Regions from separate parts of the Homo sapiens genome. Here region 1 is linked to region 2. A link is a contact called in ENCODE Hi-C or POLR2A ChIA-PET data. All regions are on one chromosome and are shown on one strand. Each heading gives the region's core, a stretch centred on a gene start or an enhancer-like site at or near the end of the contact. The rest is flanking DNA. Distances are from core to core; before and after follow the strand shown.

The links. Hi-C counts contacts between places; a loop is a spot of excess contacts on that map. ChIA-PET counts read pairs that join two places held with the same protein, here RNA polymerase II (POLR2A).
Region 1: a loop to region 2 is called in a map of breast epithelium, with 8 times the contacts of the local background. The contact joins two enhancer-like sites. A Hi-C loop is called at or near these places in 1 of 168 maps with a recorded cell type or tissue (breast epithelium). POLR2A ChIA-PET finds 5 or more read pairs at or near these places in 1 of 52 experiments (AG04449).

The regions. Positions count from the first base shown.
Region 1 is chr17:17,725,472-17,731,615 of GRCh38, reverse strand. The region is part of intron 2 of RAI1 (retinoic acid induced 1); the gene reads right to left. Among named protein-coding and RNA genes, the nearest start is that of RAI1-AS1, 38 kb to the left of the region's middle. RefSeq lists silencers at 1,665-1,724, 1,754-1,952, 1,667-1,961 and an enhancer at 5,723-6,144. Within about 2 kb of position 2,600, at least 9 of the 41 ENCODE cell types and tissues checked have a DNase peak (open chromatin) inside an H3K27ac peak, as active enhancers do.
Region 2 is chr17:17,548,284-17,554,100 of GRCh38, reverse strand. All of the region lies in intron 2 of PEMT (phosphatidylethanolamine N-methyltransferase), which reads left to right. Among named protein-coding and RNA genes, the nearest start is that of PEMT, 41 kb to the left of the region's middle. RefSeq lists an enhancer at 313-1,118. Within about 2 kb of position 2,605, at least 6 of the 41 ENCODE cell types and tissues checked have a DNase peak (open chromatin) inside an H3K27ac peak, as active enhancers do.

The DNA.
Region 1 (6,144 bases), core at 1,351-3,850, 180 kb before region 2:
TCCTCTTAAGCCTCTCCTCATTGTCCCTGTGTGTTCCCACTGCCGAGACTTTGCTCCAGCGGTGCTCACTGCCCAGAGCACCCATCTTTTCCCACTGCCTTCAAGATAAAACCCTTCAAGCAGTCAAGGCCCAGACTCCTTTTTGGCCTCAGTCCCTGCCTCCACCTCCCCAATCCCACCTGCTCGCCACCCACACCCCCAGGCCTCTGGCATGCTGTGTCCTGCAGCCAACACCCTTCCTTCTGCAGCAAAATGCTTCCCCTTGGAGACCCAGCCCCTGTCCCTTTGGGTGCCTTCGCCAGGGCATCTGGGCCAGAACCTTGGCGCCATCAGCAGACACTGTGGAAGGACTGAAGGGAATGAAACACAGCCTGTAAACGAGGCATGAATCAGATGTGCAGGACAGGCCTGGCCGCCAGGCACCCCAAGTGCAGGGTCAGGCTGACCCGGTTCAGGCTGGTCCCGACACCCTATGTGTGTGGCCCCTCTGCTCCCACGTCCTCACCTCTAGGAGGGCTACCAAGGGCTGGGTGGGTATGAGAAGCATACCAGGCTGGCACCATGCCTGATGCTCTGGCAGTTCCCAGCTCCTGCAGAGCCTGCCTCCTTGGGCATCGCCTGCCCTGCTTCCTAGAAAGGGCTCTCTCTCGGCCACTCAGGGACTCTAGCCCAAGGTCCCAGGCTGCGAGTGGGCCCGAAGTAAGGCCCCTGTGGCTGGGACACCCACAGAAGAGTGACACCGGCAAAGCTTCTCTGCCTCTCCGCCCCGTGCCACACTTGGAAAGGCCTCCTCCAGCCTACCCTCCTGGGCCAACAAAGTCTCATCTTGTGCCTCGGTCCCCCAGTCTGGTGACAGCACCTCATATGACACCTCAGCCCTGGCAGGGCCTCACTGGCCTAGACTTGGGCAGGGGAGCTCCCCTCTGGGAGCCCCAGCTTTGCCGTCCCTGCCCCACTTGTATTGCAGGATGGTCACAGTGATCACTGGGCAGCAGCATTGAAGCCAGGAGGCTGCACTAGTGGCCCCAGGTCTAAATCTGGTCGTAGGGGTGCTGCTGAATTAGGTGACAACATATACAGACCAGGAAGTGTCATGTCAACATCTAATCCTGTTCCTGAGACAGTGGGCAACAGGCGCCATGGGCTGCATCCCCATGGGCTGCCCTGGCAGAGCTGAGCTACCGCGCCCCATGAGGGCCAGGCAGCCACCACAACCCCATCAGCACTGCCTGCCCGGCCCTGCGGGGCCTAGGGGTGGGTGGCCTCTGCATTATGCAAACATGAGTTCATCTTCTGATCACTCCTCCAAGTAACAGTTTGCATTTTAATCAGGGCCTTCCATGCTCTGACCTCGGCAGTGACTAACGGAAGCATTTCAGGCCCTGGGAAGGGCAGGAAGGGGATATTTAGGAGGAAGGCAGATACCAACATCACAAAAACTGTTCTCCTGAAAGGTGGCATCTTGCAGGGATGACCCAGCGCAGGCAGGGTCTCTCTGCCTGCTTCAGTGCAAAGGGCTTTTTGTGGAATGAGTGAACATCTGCCTGCCTCTCTCCCAGTTCTGCCTTGGGGAACAGGTGGATGCTGACTTCCTGTTCTGCCCGCCCCTCTGATGCCTCGTGATACTGTTTCTGGCTCCTGCTAAGATGTGGGACCAGGTTCAGCAAATCTCACTAGGACCTACCCCAGCAGAAACATCTCTCCCTTCTCCCACTCTACCTTTGCTAACATAGCCTCAGGTGGGTCCAGTGAGCATCTTTGCCCCCTAGAGGCTCATGCTGAGATGACAGTCACCTGAGCCCCAGACTGTCTCCTAGAAAGCACTGAAATGTGACAGTGTGTGTCCCTCCCCAGAAGCCAGCAAACCCAAGGCCTGTGGCAACACACAAGTGCCCTGAACGGATGGACAGTTGCACAAATGCACAAATGGGCCTCTGTGTGCGTTCCAGGGCTGCCAGGCACTTGAACAAACTTGACCTGGTTTTCCTTACTCTCTTGTCAGTCCTCTCCGGAAAAAGCTATCATCCCCATTATACAAAGGGGAAACTGAGGCTCAGAGAAGCAGAAAAAGCCCCCACTCGTGGCCAGCGATCTCACTTGCTTCTGGGTGTGGCCAAGCCACAGTGGGTCTCCTCCTCTCGGAGAAGCTGGGCTCAGGGAACACAGAGGTGGCACATGGGTGGATGGGAGTGGGCAGAGGTATGGCAGCAGGCAGGTCCCACAAATGCTGAGATCTGCCACGCTTGTGAACCCCGCAACACCTGATGCTGGGGTGGAGGTGGAGGGTCGTCTGGTTTATTGTTACCACTACTCTTTTCTACCACCGTAGTCCTTACAAGGCTTACAGCAGACAGATAACCAGGCAAGGCCCAGCGTGACCAGGCCCAGACTCCTTCCAGAAAAGACATGGCACAGGTACCCAGCAGTGTGGATACAGTGTCTTGAGCCTCACGGGGCACCTGTGGCTGGTCTGCTGTGGAACCATGAGCCAGTGTTGGGGAGGAGCAAGGTGGGGCGAGGCAGGCCTTGCCCAGGTTGGCAAAGGTGACCTGAGTCAGCCCAAGGCTGCTCCAGGCTAGTGAGTCACCCAGCTCCCCACGTGAATGGACATCACAGCCGCCCAGCCCTGTGCTGCTCGGACCTCAGCAAGGAACCACCTCAGGGGCGCCATGGAGAAGTTCTTGTCATGGTAGGCCCCAGCCTCCCAGGGGTCCTGCAGAGGTAGGGGCTCATGGTGGGAATCTGGGGGCAGCTAGGAGCTATGAAGGGCATCTGGGCCTCGGGGTCAGAGGACTGGGTCCAATCTGGGGCTCCCAACTCCTGGCTGCATGACCTCAAGCATGTCACTTCTCTGTAAAACTGGAACCACAAGCGCTGACTTGCAGGATCTGTGCAAACAACAAGCTCAGTGCCTGGCATATGAGTGGAGATCCATGGGGCTGGGTGGCTGCCACCCACTCCTGGGATCTCAGAGACCACCACTGGAAGACAGTCCCTAAAATTCAAAGGAGAAGCTCCAATCAGACTTGGGCACGTGCCCCTCAACACCTTCCCACTTGACTCCCCCAGCCTGTGCTCCCCTCCGTGGGCTGTGGCTCCACCTGGCTATGCCCTGCCATTGGACCCTACCCCATTTTGCATCCTCTGCTCTCAGCCTCTTCCTCTCCCTGGCTGGGGGATGTGAGCAGGAATGGCTCAATCAGGATATAATCGTTTTTAATTAACGTGCGGATCATTTCACAGCCTGATCTCCTTGGAGACCAGAGGGAAGACGGTCTTTTAAGATTTTCTTTTGCCTCCCTCAACCCCACCCCTCCCTGTCGAAGGCCTTCCCTCTCTTCGCCCACCCAGCCACAACCTTGAAGCAGCACAAAAGCCTGATGCCTGGATCCCTCCTGGGGCCATTAGGAGGAAACAGTGTGCTCACACACAGACATGCACACATGCATGCACGCGCACACACAAGACCGAGCTCGGGGGCACCCTCCCTTCCCCCCAGAAATGCACAAATGGGATCAGAGACTGACACCACAGAGGGGACACACACAGGGACGGACACACACACACACAGAGGCACGCATGCACAACACATGCCCAAGCTGGAAGGCACACAAACCCCTTAAGCAATACACAAGCAGGATCAGAGGCACACGGATGGTTGGTGTGCTGCAGGGGAGGGGGCAGAAAGTCCCTGTCCTCTGATGGGGAATACTGTCTCTGCTTCAACTCTTTCTTCCCTCTCTCTCTCCTTCCCTTCTCCCCGGGGGGTCTCCTGGGGTGAATCTCGGGCCAGAGAGAGATTTTAAGGTGCACCCCATCCCCCACACCACTCCTTCATACCTCATATCTGTGCCAACATCTGCCTCTGCTCCTGAACAGATCCAAGGTTAGGTCTCTGACAAGTAAACTGAGGCATGGGGCAAGGACGCAACCACTAGGGTCCCCAGAGACCTACAGTCCCACCCCCTCACTGCATCTGCTTTGGATCCTCAGCTTTTTGTCTGGAGAATGGGATGGCAAAGAGGAAGGGGAACTGTGGTGGGCAGGTGGGGCGGGCAACAGGGAGCCTGTAGCCGCCAGATCCCGTGAACACACCCAGTCGGGGGTGGCCCAGGAGGGCCGAGAAGCCTGTCTGGGGCTCCAGCTGGCGGCACCAGGGGTAAGCTTGGGGTCTCAGTCCCCCCATCTGTGAAATGGGCAGGGTCAGCCTTAAAGACCTCAGGAATCTTTTCAGATGCGAAAACCAACATGGCAAATCAGTAGCTGGGTCTTCGCTGCTGCATAGCCCAGCAACTGCTGTGTGACCTTGGGACTCGCTTCCCCTCTCTGGGCTCTGGCTTCCTCTTCTGTCAAAGGAGGGAGGTCAGATAGGTGATTCATTGCCAAGGCTCTTTTCGGCTCTGATGGAAGGTTCTAGATTGTGGGGAAGGAAAAATAGTGTCCCATTTATCCAAGGAAAACTAGAGAAGCCGTTTCTCCCACTGCAGGCAGTCGGAGCCTTCGGCATCAGCAGTGGCATTTTGAGCAAATCATTTTAAGTATCAAGAAAAGCTATACAAAATATATCCACTACATCATTCATCAGGAACATCCAGAATGTTGGACAAAAGGGGAATATTAAGTAAATTATGGTACATCCACTTGATTGGAAAAGCCTGAAGACATTAACCATGGTGTTTATGAAGCATTGGTTACAAAACAGGAAAAGGCTCACATTATGCCGGCAAAGCAAGCAGGATATACATCTGAATATAGAGAATGACGACAAAGTCTTTAAAAAACAAACCAACCACCGAGTCGAAAAGGACTGGGAAGAACTACATCAAAATACTAACATTGTCAGAGCCCTCTAAGACTGTCAATAACCTTATTTTTCTCTTTTTTTTTCAGCTTTTCTGTGAATGCTATTTTACAATATATATTTCAAAAAGGTTTAAAAAAAACCACAAGGGCTAGATGCTTCCAATTGAGAAACTTTCCCTTTTCATTCATTCACCACTGATTCATTCACTCCATTTAGCTGGACAAATACAGGACACTGTGAGTGACTGCTGTGTGCTAGGCCCTGGGGGCCCTAAGGAAGATAGGAAGAAAAAGGTTCTTGAAAACGGAAACTCGAGGTCTGGGGAAGGGAAGGCAGCCCCATAAATAAGGGGGTTGTGCCATAGGGCATGAGCAGCAGTGAATCCCTTGCTGGTTTCAGTCCTGCCTCCCAGAGCCTCACCCAGGCCTCCCTCAGCCACTAGGGTCTCATGGTCCAACCTATGGGTCAGACACCCACATTTAATGGCCAGGCCTGCAGCTGAGTGGGTGTGTGGGAAGGGTGGGGAGCAGGGCAAAGCCTTGCTCAGGAGTCTGGGCAAAGGGTAGAAGGGCCTCTCCCTTCCCTCTACCCCAGACCCATGGCGACTTCCCTTCCAGTTTCCGATGGCCCTGGCTTGTAACCCCTCTTCCCTCCGGGCCACAAGGCCACTGCTTTGCTGCCTGACCCTCTCTGGGCTCTCATTTCCGCCTCCCACAAGGTCCCTGAACAAGGCACCACCCAGCCGAGTCCTGTTGGGCTTTGAAGGGGGAGTCCAGGGTCTAGAATCTGCTAGCTCCAGTCAGCCGGTGTCACACTGTTAGCATGTCAGAGGGTCCAACAATGTTTCCCTGCTGTGTGGGGGCTGACAAATTTCTGGGGGAGGGTTAACTCTTTCTATTCCTGGACCAAGAGACAGAACAGCCTGAACACAGTCTAGCCGCCCCCCTCCCTCTCAAAAGGTGCCTCCCCTCTCCCCCAGGAATTCTCTTTTTAAGTAGGGAGAGGAATTGCCTTCACCTGCCTGGGTTGCCAGCTTGGTGTCTCTGGACCTGGCTCTCTACCCCAGGAAGAAAAAGGGGAGGGGGCACCTTGATAGCCTGGCTGCTTGCCTGGGAATCCAATTAAGGCTGATTTCCACGGGCTCTCCACCCCCGCAACGCCAGTCCAGCTAGCCCTTCGCTCTTCCACCTCTCCCCTTCCTCTGCATCCCCCGATGGAGCAAAATAATCTGGGGGCTTCTGCGTGCCGGGAAGCCTCTGACCCGGTGGTCCCCCCTTGGATTGAGTCCCCGCCTCAGAACTGCGGTCCCCAGAAATTTTCTGGGCTAGCATTCCCTTCCC
Region 2 (5,817 bases), core at 1,356-3,855:
CCCGGCTACCAGGCCCCGAGCCTGGCCTCTGCTGGCCTTCACAGCCAGTTCCTGCTCACGGGCCAGGTCTCAGGTCCAGTGCCTCCTCCCGCAGAAGCCTCCAGACCCTCCTGCCCAGAGGAGCCCCCCACCCCACCCCTGGCTGGGTGTGCTCTGGGTGGGAGGGCTGTGACTGCCGGGCAGCGGGGAGGGAGGGCGAGTGGTTCCCCCAAGTGCGGCTCCTCTCCTGTCGTGGCAGGGACATGGCAGCTTTCAGGACAGGCAGAGGACATAGTAGGGAACTGAGGAGAGTTGTCCAGAGAAGTTTCTAGATTTGGCTCAGCTTTCCACGTAGGGTACAGACCTGGAAGGGACCGTCTGGCCACATCTGACTGCCAAGTGCTGCCGGGGAGAACCTGCTGAAGGTGCTGGACGTGGCTGTCCTGCGAGAAGGCCACGCGTGGGAGCTGAACTGAGCAGGGGGTGCTGGGTCAGGTTAGTGCTGGCCATTGGGTGGACGCGGGCCCATCGTGGGCTTGTGAGCCACTGTGGGCTTAAAAAGTGCAGAGTTGGGGGGATCCAGAGTGAGGGGCTGGAGCACAATTTCATGTGAGGGGTCATTCTGGGACAGTGGCACCACAAGCAGACCCGGGTGGCCGCTGGTAAGGGCCTGTGTGTGTGGTTGCCTACGCTCTTTCCATCTCTTGTCGGCTTCTCACAGCCTCCACAGAAGACAGGGATAGTTACAGGGAGGACAGGGAAAGTCCGAAGTGTGCAGGCGCCCTGCATCCCCGCAGCCAAGTTCTGGGCGGACACTGCCCTGAGCCAGGACGGTGAGGTGGGACGCCTTCCCCACCCAGCTGCCAGATCACCCCTCCTGGAGGGTGGGGTGGGGCCCTGACACCTTGTTCTTTGTCCCTGCCCCAAACTTTGGGGCCTGAATAGAGGAAGGCAGTGACATTAACTTCTTCCTGGCCATGGATACAGGTCCCTGAGGACACCGTGTGTGGGGACAGCAAAGCCTTCCTAATCCCCCAGCCGGCCAGGCACCTTCACACCTAAATGGAAACCTGCATGCTGGTTTCCATGAAGAAAAGGTTGCGATTGGGGTTTCTGGGAGGCCAGTGAGGGGTTGGGACTCTACAGAGGAGAGTGGACTCACGGGGCGCTGGGCCGCCCTCCAGCCAAGGCTCCTGGCCTGGGGGAAAGGGGGCAAGGGATGAGGGATGCAGGGAGCAGTGTGTTCAGAAAAGGTTGTTCCCTGAGCACAGATTTGACACCTCTTCACTGTCAGCGCTGAGACACGCCCCTGCCCTGGGGAGCTCAGAAAGTCAGGTGCGGGATCCAGTGGCCTAATTTTAGATCTTGGGTCTCCATGTCGAAACGACAGCAGAGTGATTAAAAAAGAAAACGACAGCATGGCCTTGCCCCCTTGTTAATTATGGATCAAGCACATTTCCATGAGAGGGGCATCTCCACGCAGGGCCACCGTGGCCGCATTTCTGCAGCCTGCAGGTCTCCGTGGCACCCACACCCCCCAACCGGGAATGGGGGTGGACTCCCCACCGCCCTGATGGGGCTTGGGTGCGCCGCGGGTGAGGAGCAGCGTCTCACCCACAGAGGTGTCTCCTCACGGGGATCAGCACCGGGTCAGGGATGGGAGGGACGGTGGTGGCCGTTTCAGGCAAGGCCCTTATTAGACATGAGAATCCCAAATGGCAGATGAAATACCCATTTACCCAGGACCCTCGGGAGGAACCCATTTTGCATCAGAGAATTCTCCAGTATTCAGTGAAACTTTTTTTTTTTTGAGTCAGAGTCTCCCTCTGTCGCCCAGGCTGGAGTGCAGTGGTGAGATCTCGGCTCACTGCCACCTCCGCCTCCTGGGTTCAAGCAATTCTCCTGCCTCAGCCTCCCTAGTAGCTGGGATTACAGGTATGCGCTACCATGCCCGGCTAATTTTTGTATTTTTTGTAGAGACAACCTCCACCTCCCAGGTTCAAGTGATTCTCCTGCCTCAGCCTACCAAGTAGCTGGGATTACAGGCACGCACCACCGTGCCTGACTAATTTTTGTATTTTTAGTAGAGACGGGGTTTCGCCATGTTGGCCAGGCTGGTCTCGAACCCCTGACCTAGGTGATCTGCCCGCCTCGGCCTCCCAAAGTGCAAGGATTACAGGCATGAGCCAATGCGCCCAGCCTTCAGTGGAACTTTAAATGCCTGAAGTTTTTTTGTATCGTCTCTTTAAAAAATTAACCGTCCGTCTCAGTCTCAGGTAGGTTCCCTGCCCTCCTCCATCCAACCGTGTCATGGTGACGAGGGGTCGCTGACCAGCAGCTCACCAGAGCTGGGACACACGGCCCTCATGCCCTGCGCTGGTGGCCGAGGGTGCTACACTTTTTCAGGACTCTCCTTGTTCAGTGTTTCTGGCCCCTCCTTCCAGTGTCACATTGCTGCTTATGGTGCCTGGTGCCTGTCCCGTGCCCCTCCTGTTTTGCTGCTGCTTATCTGCTGTTCGGGGCATCCTGTGACAGGCCAGTTGGAATCCTACGTAGAGTGAAAGCATCTCAGCCCCAGACAGGCCCGACCACTCCCACGCCAGCTTGTCTTCTCATCAGGGACTGGGCTGGGCTGCTGTGGAGGCCTGCAAGCCCGCGCCAGCTTCTCCACCCTGCTGGGCCTCAGAGGCGCCTGTCAGCTCCAGCTCACCACCGTGTGTGGCCCTCTGCCCCTTGCCTCTGGGACAGGTTTAGTCTGCAGTTATTATGTTCAAAATTTTAAAATTTTAAGCAGTTAACACTGATGCGTGATGAAAATTCCAACAGCACAAAAAGGCAGATAGTGACAATGTGCCCCTTGAATCCCTTTCCCCTGAACCCCTTTCCGGTGTCTTGGGTCCCTTCCTGAGATGTTCTCTGCAGCCTTCTGCATGGCGTTCAACATCATTTCCTTCATCAACAGTCGAGGATTACGGTCCCATAATAACAACAGTAATTAACGTTTATTAGCATTTCCCAGGTGCTGACCTTTGCACCCGTTCTCCCACTGATGGTCATTTGGTTTATTTCCAACTTTTCCTACTATGCACAGTGCTAAATTAAACCACCTGATACCACCAATCTGCACACGTGGGCAGGTACATGCAAGATCTGCAGCAGGGTCTGGAATAACGTCCTTTAGTTACAACGTTGATGATAAAAAGTTGATTCCCTTCTGCACCCACTGCCTGTGTGGAGTTTGTGTGCTCTCACGACTCCGTGGGCTTTCTCTGTACTCTGCTTTCTTTCACATCTCCGAGATGTGCACATTCAGTGAACTGGACATCTAAGTGGTCCCAGTCTGACCAGGTGTGGGTGCGAGTGTGTCCTGTGATGGAACGGCGTCCTGTCCAGGCTTTGTGCCCTGGGAGAGGCTCTAGCCACCTGCGACCTTGAACTAGAATAAGCGGGCTGGAAAATGAATGAATACAAGTAATTGTCAACTAAAAACTGTTGAAGTCTACAACAATCACACAAATGCATGACAATAAATGATGGGATCCGAATGCAGCCTGAGCCCGACACTTCTGTTCTTGTTTGGTTTTGAACTGTGTGGTGGTAGGAGGTGCTGTGGCATACCCTCGATAGCTGCGGGGAGTGGGGGGAAGGGGGGTCCTGAAGCAGACCGTTCAGGTGTGGCTTGTGCACACACCCCTTGACACCCAAGTGCCACAGGGGACCCCAAATTCCGTCCCAGCTGTGCATCTGCAAAGCTCAAATGGACTCTTGTTTCAAATTCGACCTAATCGGTGGCACAGAAAAGCTGTGAAGATCGTCCCCAGAGAAACCGAGCGGCAGCAGGCCCTGGAACAGGCAGAGATTGTGCTGTTCTGTCCTGTCCCTCCCTTTGGGTGACAGAGAACCACGAACGTCTGTGTCCTCAGAGGGTCACGGGACACGTTCCAGAGGGGGGTGGTGGGGAGCACAGTGAGCACAGAACATGGTATTTTCAATCCAGGCTGTACTGGCGAGGAGAGAGAGTCTCTGTGCCCAGCCCTGCTGATCCCCCCCGCTATCAGGGAGGAACTGTTTTCAGGGACAGTCTCACCACCCTGTGAAGAAGGATCCATTTCCGTCAGCACCCTGCCTTTCATGCTCCTCCCTGCTGTTGAGCAGCGTGTGCTCCCTCCCTGCGCCCACGCTGCCCACCCCCTGTTGGCATGGCCTCTGGAAGCTGCGGACTTGCAGGGACTGAATGTGTGTGCAGGTACAGAGTGGCCCAGACGAGGACGTGCCTCCCGTCTGCTGGGCTGAAAAGCTGTGGCAGCCCCAGACCCGCCTGAAAAGCACTGCTTTTGCCCAAGAGGATGGACAGATTGTCACAGCTATGGTTATCATAAGTGGCCTGTGGCTTTGTGAGGTATTAGCCTCAGGGAGCTGAGTGGAGACACACAGGCCTGCCCTGTGCTGTTTTTGCAACTTTCCTGAAAATCTAAAAGTGTTCTAAAATAAAAGGTAAAAAATGCCACGGTTGGCTGGGCACAGTGGCCCATGACTGTAATCCCAGCATTTTGTGAGGTTGAGTGAGGCAGGTGGATTGCTTGGGCACAGGAGTTTGGAAGCAGCCTGGGCAACATAGCAAGACCCCATCTCTACAAAAAAATATAAAAGTCACACCTGTGATCCCAGCACTTTGGGAGGCTGAGGCGGGTGGATCACGAGGTCAGGAGTTTGAGACCAGTCTGGCCAATATGGTGAAACCCCATCTCTACTAAAAATACAAAAATTAGCCAGGTGTGGTGGCATGTGCCTGTAGTCCCAGCTACTCAGGAGGCTGAGGCAGAAGAATCACGTGAACCCGGGAGGCGGAGGTTGCAGTGAGCCAAGATTGTGCCACTGCACTCCAGCCTGGGCGACAGAGTGAGACTCCGTCTCAAAAATAAACAAATAAATAAATAAAAATTTTGTTAAAAAGGGCATGGTGGCACATGCCTGTAGTCCCAGCTATTTGGGAGTCTGAGGTGGGAGGATCATCTGAGCCCAGGGAGGTCAAGGCTGCAGTGAGCTGTGATTGTGCCACTGTACTCCAATCTGGGTTACCTTGTCTCAAAAAAAAAAAGAATTCCATGGCTGCTTGTCACTGCAGAGGGTTGGTCTCACAGCCTGGTCAGGGTCCTGCTGAGGAGATGTGGCCTGGTCACTGTGCCTTCTGGACACACACCACCTAGTGTGGACACTTGCCACCCTCCACACACTGCCCAGACAGGCTCTACCTCCTGTCCTTCAAGACCTGTACTCGGCCGGACTCGGCGGCTCACGCCTGTAATCCCAGCACTTTGGGAGGCCGAGGCGGGCGGATCACCTGAGGTCAGGAGTTCAAGACCAGCCTCAACATGGAGAAACCCCATCTCTACTAAAAATGCAAACTTAGCCAGGCGTGGTGGTGCATGCCTGTAATCCCAGCTACTCAGGAGGCTGAGGCAGGAGAATTGCTTGAACCTGGGAGGCAGAGGTTGCGGTGAGCCGAGATCGTGCCATTGCACTCCAGCCTGGGCAACAAGAGCGAAACTGCGTCTCAAAAAAAAAAGACCTGTGCTCACCGTGAAGCCGTCACAGACTCTGGTATGAATTTAGCCACAGACTTGATGTTCTGATGCCTCGAGGAGCTTCTGGGTCCCTCAAGGGCCCAGGTGACATGATCTCCAGTGCAGCCTAGAGCTTTGGAATCCCTCTTCCTCCCCCAGACCCCTGGTCTCCAGAAGACCCCTAGGAGCCCAGGGACCATTCTAGAATGGCATGTTGTATACACGCTGTCCCTCCCCACTGGATGGTCAGCCCTCAGGGGCAGCACGGCTTGGC